2 separate regions of the Homo sapiens genome follow, and region 2 is linked to region 1. The links are chromatin loops, found by intact Hi-C in ENCODE. Cell type or tissue: OCI-LY7. All regions are shown on one strand. Each heading gives the region's core, and the rest is flanking DNA. Links, peaks and the distances in the headings are about the cores only.

What was found. Peaks named below come from ENCODE experiments on the same cell type or tissue, not always from the same donor. Only the 100,000 strongest peaks of a DNase experiment are listed, where the experiment ranks them.
Region 2: a loop joins it to region 1, with 10 times the contacts of the local background. A loop is called at or near these places in 1 of 110 quality-filtered maps.

The regions. Positions count from the first base shown.
Region 1 is chr11:1,519,972-1,522,877 of GRCh38, reverse strand. No RefSeq gene overlaps it. Among named protein-coding and RNA genes, the nearest start is that of MOB2, 35 kb to the right of the region's middle. RefSeq lists enhancers at 670-919, 1,857-2,357, 2,358-2,858. In OCI-LY7, for the core only: CTCF peaks have their summits at 1,462 and 1,661; DNase peaks (open chromatin) are centred at 907, 1,327 and 1,767; H3K4me3 peaks cover 2,172 bases; H3K27ac peaks cover 2,473 bases.
Region 2 is chr11:339,872-342,777 of GRCh38, reverse strand. No RefSeq gene overlaps it. Among named protein-coding and RNA genes, the nearest start is that of IFITM3, 20 kb to the right of the region's middle. In OCI-LY7, for the core only: no CTCF peak of the experiment used is centred there; DNase peaks (open chromatin) are centred at 1,127 and 2,057; H3K4me3 peaks cover 1,738 bases; H3K27ac peaks cover 2,500 bases.

The sequences.
Region 1 (2,906 bases), core at 186-2,685:
GCAGCGCTAGAGATGTGCTGAGTGTAAAATACGCTAGACTGAAAAAAATACAGTGGCACCTTGTATTTTCTGTATTGATTGTAAGTCGAAAATATTTTACATCTGTTGGGTTAAATAAAATTAATCTTGGCTGTTTCTTTTACTTTTCAATGGGGCCATTAGAACATTTAAAATTATATCCATGGCTCAGATTATGGCTTGTGTTATATTTCTCTTGAACAGCACTGTTATAGAAGATGCTATTCTTGACCCATGGGTTAAGAAAAGTTTTTTTAAACAGGACTAAAAAGTACTCATCATAAAGGAAAAGATAGATAATTTGGTTTACATTAAAATTAAGCAGCTCTGTTTATCAAAGATATTCCTCAAAAACTGAAAAGGCTGGCCGGGGACCGTGGCTCACACCTATAATCCCTGCACTTTGAGGGGCCGAGGCTGGAGGACTGCTTGAGCCCAGGAGTTCAGGACCAGGCTGGGCAACATAGTGAGACCTCATAAATAAATAAATAAATAAAAATAAATTAACTGGACGTGGTGGCATCCGCTACTCAGGGGGACTGAGGTGGGAGGATCCCTTGAGCCCAGGAGGTCGGGGCTGCGGTGAGCCATGATCTCACCACTGTACTCCAGCCTGGGCCACAGAGCAGGACTCTGTTTCAAAAAAAAAAGAAAGCAACTTTTGCAGGGGGAATTTACCATACCTAGAACTTACCGGAGCTCAGATCCAGACTTCCCCACGGGCTCCAACAAAGAACAAGAAACAGCTCGTCCCGTAGAAGATGGGCAGAGGCTTGAACAGATGCCTCATGAAGAAGGACGTGCAAACGGCCCCGAGCCCTGGGAAAGAGCCCTTGACCACGTCTCCCCTGGGGTGAGCCCGGGAAAACCCCAAGCCTTAGACGCACTGCACGTGACAGCGGGTGTCTAGTGAGCACCGCGCCACTAGAGCGGGTGTCAGGGCGCCTTGCTAACCCTTTCCACCTGGTGTGCTCGCTGCTGTGTGGAACTCCCATCTTGTGCTTTTCATCTTCCCATGCTTTGTTTGAATTTCTTCTTTTTATTTTTTAATTATCCTTCTTTCAAATTGCCTTGGAAGTTAGGTACTTTATTTTATTTGATTTTTTGTAGAAGCAGGGTCTCACTGTGTTGTCCAGGATGGTCTCAGACTCCTGGCCTCAAGCCATCCACCCACCTTCACCTTCCAAAGTGCTGGGATTACACTGTGAGCCACCGTGCACACCCTCCTTTAGTGGTTTTCTTACAGCACACGCTAAACCTCCAGGGTCTGATGTTGATTAACAGCTTTATCCGCCTCCCCGAAGTACCCAAGATACTAGACCGCTTCTGGGTACTTCCCCTCTTGAGTTGTGAGCACTTGCTGTGTTTTAAATTCTGTACACTTCGGACCCCCACATGCTACTGCTGTGTTTTAAATTCTGTACACTTCGGACCCCCACATGCTACTTGTACGCTGGTATTTATTTAGGTTGGCTGGTTTTGTGCTCCATCTCTTTGGCTGTACCCTCTCCTTCCTCCTTTGTCCTTCTGGGTTTGTCCTTTTGCGTCTGTGACCAGTTTTCCTCTGCTTGTGCTGCAGCCTTGAGCTTTCTTGGATTTTCTTTCAGGTGACTCTGCTGGGGGCGCCCTCTCAGTCTCTGTCTGAAAATGCCTTCAGTTGTCCTTCATTCTTGGCAGAGCTTTTCGCTGTGTGTCGTGTTCTTGGTTGGCTTGCTTTCAGCCCTCTTTCGACGTGAGGCCGCCGACCTCCGGCTTCCGGCGTTGCTGTGGAGAAGCGGCTGTCAGATGCACTGCTGCTCCCTCGAGGGTATCTGCCACCTCCTGGCCCCAGCTGCTTCTGACGTTTATATTTTTAAATTTTTACATAATTTCAAAGTTAGAAGTTGCCAAAGTAGTGTGAATAATTCCTGCATACCTTCTCCCAGATTGGCCAGTGTCAGCGTTTCTGCCACATCTGCCTTGCCGTTTTCTCTCTCTCAGTACCTGCACGTGGGTCTTTTCTCAGCAGTTTGAGAGTGACTTGCATCTTTACCCCAGCATAGGATAGAATGCACTTCTGCAGGGAGACACCTCGGTGCACCCACACAGAAAGAGATGGTGAAGGGGCCAGACTGCCCGCCCTGTTCAGGATAAACTTTGAAACAGGCTCAGAAGTTACTTCATGTGAGATGTGGGGGAGACACGGAGGCATGGTGTGAGCGAGTGATAGCAGATCAGGCTTGCTGCATACTGGGAGGGGGACTTCAGTGGAAACTGCCAGCACAGAGCAGGACCGTGAGGATGGAGGGAGCCCGGGGGTGGCCAGCCCGATGGCCAGCGTCTCAGTGGCATCTCCCTGGGCTGCAGCCTGAGAGGGGCAGGGCAGCAAGCACGGCTGCTCTCTGGAAGCCCCACTCTCAGTATTGACGTGCAAGTTCACAGTCTAGTTCCTGACGCCGTGGAGACCAAGCCCTTCCCTGGGGACTGGAGGAGAGATGAGCAAAGGGAACAGAACACGACCCTGAGAAACTGGGGATCTGACCCCGGGCCCGCAGAGTGAGCTGCAGAAACAGTGGGCAGTCCCCACATGGCCTTGTTACAGCCTAGATTTCTTACCGAAATAGTTTTTTTGTTTTGGTTTTTATTTTTTGTTTAGAGACCAGGCTGGAGTGCGGTGGTGCAATCACAGCTCACTGCTGCCTTGACCTCCTGGGTTTAACAGATCCTCCTGCCTCAGCCTCCTGAGTAGCTGGGACCACAGGTGCGCACCACCGTGCCCCACGAATTTTGAAAAAAATTTTTTTATAGAGGCAGAGTCTTGCCGTCTTGCCTAGGCTGGTCATAAACTGAAAGACTTAAAGCAGTCTCCATTAATGAAAATTAGCAAGACTCTGTTTTTCATTTCTCCA
Region 2 (2,906 bases), core at 131-2,630, 1.2 Mb after region 1:
AGGCAAATAGAAAACCAAAGCAGTTAATTGACAATGAAAAAGGGCATGTCTACTGACTCAGCACAGATGAGCCCTTCTCTCTTTCTCTCCATCTTGCTCTGCCAGATTGCTCTGAACTACTCACTTTTTTGCTCAGTAACTTTTATACCCCAGAGGCAAAAAGAAAGTTAGCCAAACTTTCATCGTGTTAGGCCTTTAGATCAACCAGGCCTTCCTTCTTTAACCACATTGACATCTTGATTAAAATCTGAGCTCAGAACAATAGTGAAAGGTTTCCCTGTCCCAGAAATTTGCTGATGATGTAGAATTATATCCTGGCCTATTCATGCTAACTCCAGGCATGGAAAATGCTTGCCAGTTCATCAGTAGGCGCCACCCTGAACTCAGTGATGGAGTTAAAAAGCATAAACTGGGCTGAGAAGCCTCTGATCTAGCCAACGTAGGCCCCAAATGTGCTACTCTGGCATAAAGATTATTTTGATCCAATTCTTTTGAGACCCTTTGTAAGAAAAATTTAATTCTATAAAGGAGATAGAAGTGGTGGCTCATGCCTATAATGCCAGCACTTTGGGAGGCTGAGGGAGGAGGGTTGCTTGAGCCCAGGAGTTCAAGACCAGCCTGGGTGACATAGTAAGAGTCGGTGTATTAGTCCCTTCTCTCATTGCTGTAAAGAACTATCTGAGTCTGGGTAATTTATACAGAAAAGAGGTTTAGGCTGGGTGTGGTGGCTCATGCCTTAATCACAGCACTTTGGGAGGCTGAGGCAGGTTGAGGTCAGGAGTTTGAGACCAGCCTGGCCAACATGGTGAAACCCCATCTCTACTAAAAATACAAAAATTAGCCAGGTATGGTGGCGTGCACCTGTAATCCCAGCTACTCAGCTGGCTAAGGCAGGACAATTGCTTCAGTCTGGGAGGTGGACGTTGTAGTGAGCTGAGATCGCGCCACTGCACTCCAGCCTGGGTGACACAGCAAGACTGTGTCTCAAAAAAAAAAAAGGCAAAAGAAAAGAGGACACATGGCTGGGGAGGCCTCAGGAAAGTTACAATCATGGCAGAAGGTGAAGAGGAAGGGGGCACGTCTTGCATGGCTGGAGCAGGAGGAAGAGACAGAAGGGGGAGGTGCCACACACTTTTAAACAACCAGATCTCATGAGAACTCACTATCCTGAGAACAGCAAGGGGTAAGTCTGCCCCCATGATCCAATCACCTCCCACCAGGCTCCTCCTCCAACACTGAGGATTACAATTTGACATGAGATTTGGGTGGGGACACAAATCCAAACCCTCTCACCCCATCTTTACAAAGAAATTTAACCAACAGTTTGAGGTTGCAGTGAGCTATGATCGCACCACTGCACTCCAGCCGGGTTGTAAAATAAGACTCTGTCTCAAAACAAAACAAAACAAAACAAAGTAAACAACAAAAAAAAAGAATGGAGAAAGCATTGATTTAAATCTACATCACAAAACTTACCTTTACTTAGCGTGCATTTCTGACCCCCATCTTGGCTTAATTAGCGCTTTGCTTGCTTTCTCTCTCTTTTTTCTTTTCTTTTCTTTCCTTTCCTTTTCCTTCCTTCCTTTCTTTCTCATTCCTTCCTTCTTCCCTTCCCTTTCCTTCCTTTCTTCCTTCCCTCCTTCCTCCTCTTTCCTTTTCCTTCCTTCCTTTTCTTTTTCTTTCTTTCTTTTTTCTTTCTTTCCTTCCTTCCTTCTTTCCTTGTTCTTGCTTTTTTCTTTCTTCTTTCCTTCCCTTCCCTTCCCTTCCCTCCCTTCCTTCCTTCTTTCTTTCCTTGTTCTTGCTTGCTTGCTTTTTTCTTTCTTTCCTTTCCTTCCCTTCCCTTCCCATCCCTTCCCCTTCCTTCCTTCCTTCCTTCTTTCTCCTTCTCTTTTTTTCTCTTCCTTTCTTTCTTTTCTCTTTCTCTTTCTTTTTTTCATTTCTTTCTTTTTTTCTCTTCTTCAAATGAAGATATTTAAGGCTGAAGTCTAAGTTCTGTGCCTTTGAGATGTAAATTTTCTACTCTGCTCAAACACCTGAGGGTTATCTCTTTGATATGCAAATTTTGGGAAGCCATCTTATGAGAAAAGAAAAAAAAAGAGCTATATGGAAATTGGGCAAATGAAAAACCTTAAGTCTTTCCCGCAAATATTAATAAAAGCTTTAATCATCTGGCAAGTAATTTTGACTTGTTCCATGTGCCAGAAACAAGATTTGAAGCCTATTGTTCTTGTATTAAACAGTGTGTTTTGTATTACTGTGCTTGGCATGTGGCTAAGATTTTAGAATGAAGCTGTAACACTCTAGTGTCTGAAGAGTGTGAAAAAAAAAAAGAAAGCTATATGATCTGCTTCTGTCTGTATGTTTATGTATGTCTATGTATACATGTACACGTGACATTTTCCTACTCTAGATTGCGTTGCCAAAATTAATTTATAAAAAAGTGGTATTTAATTGGCTTAAAGAAAAATATGAGCTTATATAAGTTGAGTTATCCTTAAACTCTTAGAAATATAGAAACTAACCCAAATGTTTTTTAAATTTCATGTCATCTGAGATTATAGTTGGTAAATAAATGCTATTTAAACTTTTCTGGTTTAATGAAATATTTAGAGTTGTCAGCATTAAATAAAACGCAGACACACAACTTTGGTTTTACCTAGGTTTATTAGGCAAAAACTTATGTTATCTCTGTTACAAGAGTTGCCACCAAGAAAAGCAATTTGATGATGTCTAGCCTTGTCTGCTGTTATGAAACATCTACTTAAAAGCAGCTTGCCGATTCTCTTTGGTAGCTTGCACTGTTAGAGTCAAGTTAAATTAAATGATGGTTATTCATCGACTATCTAGAAAGATATTTTTTAAACCTTATTTTTTTTGAATAACATAAAATACTGAAACTTTGATTG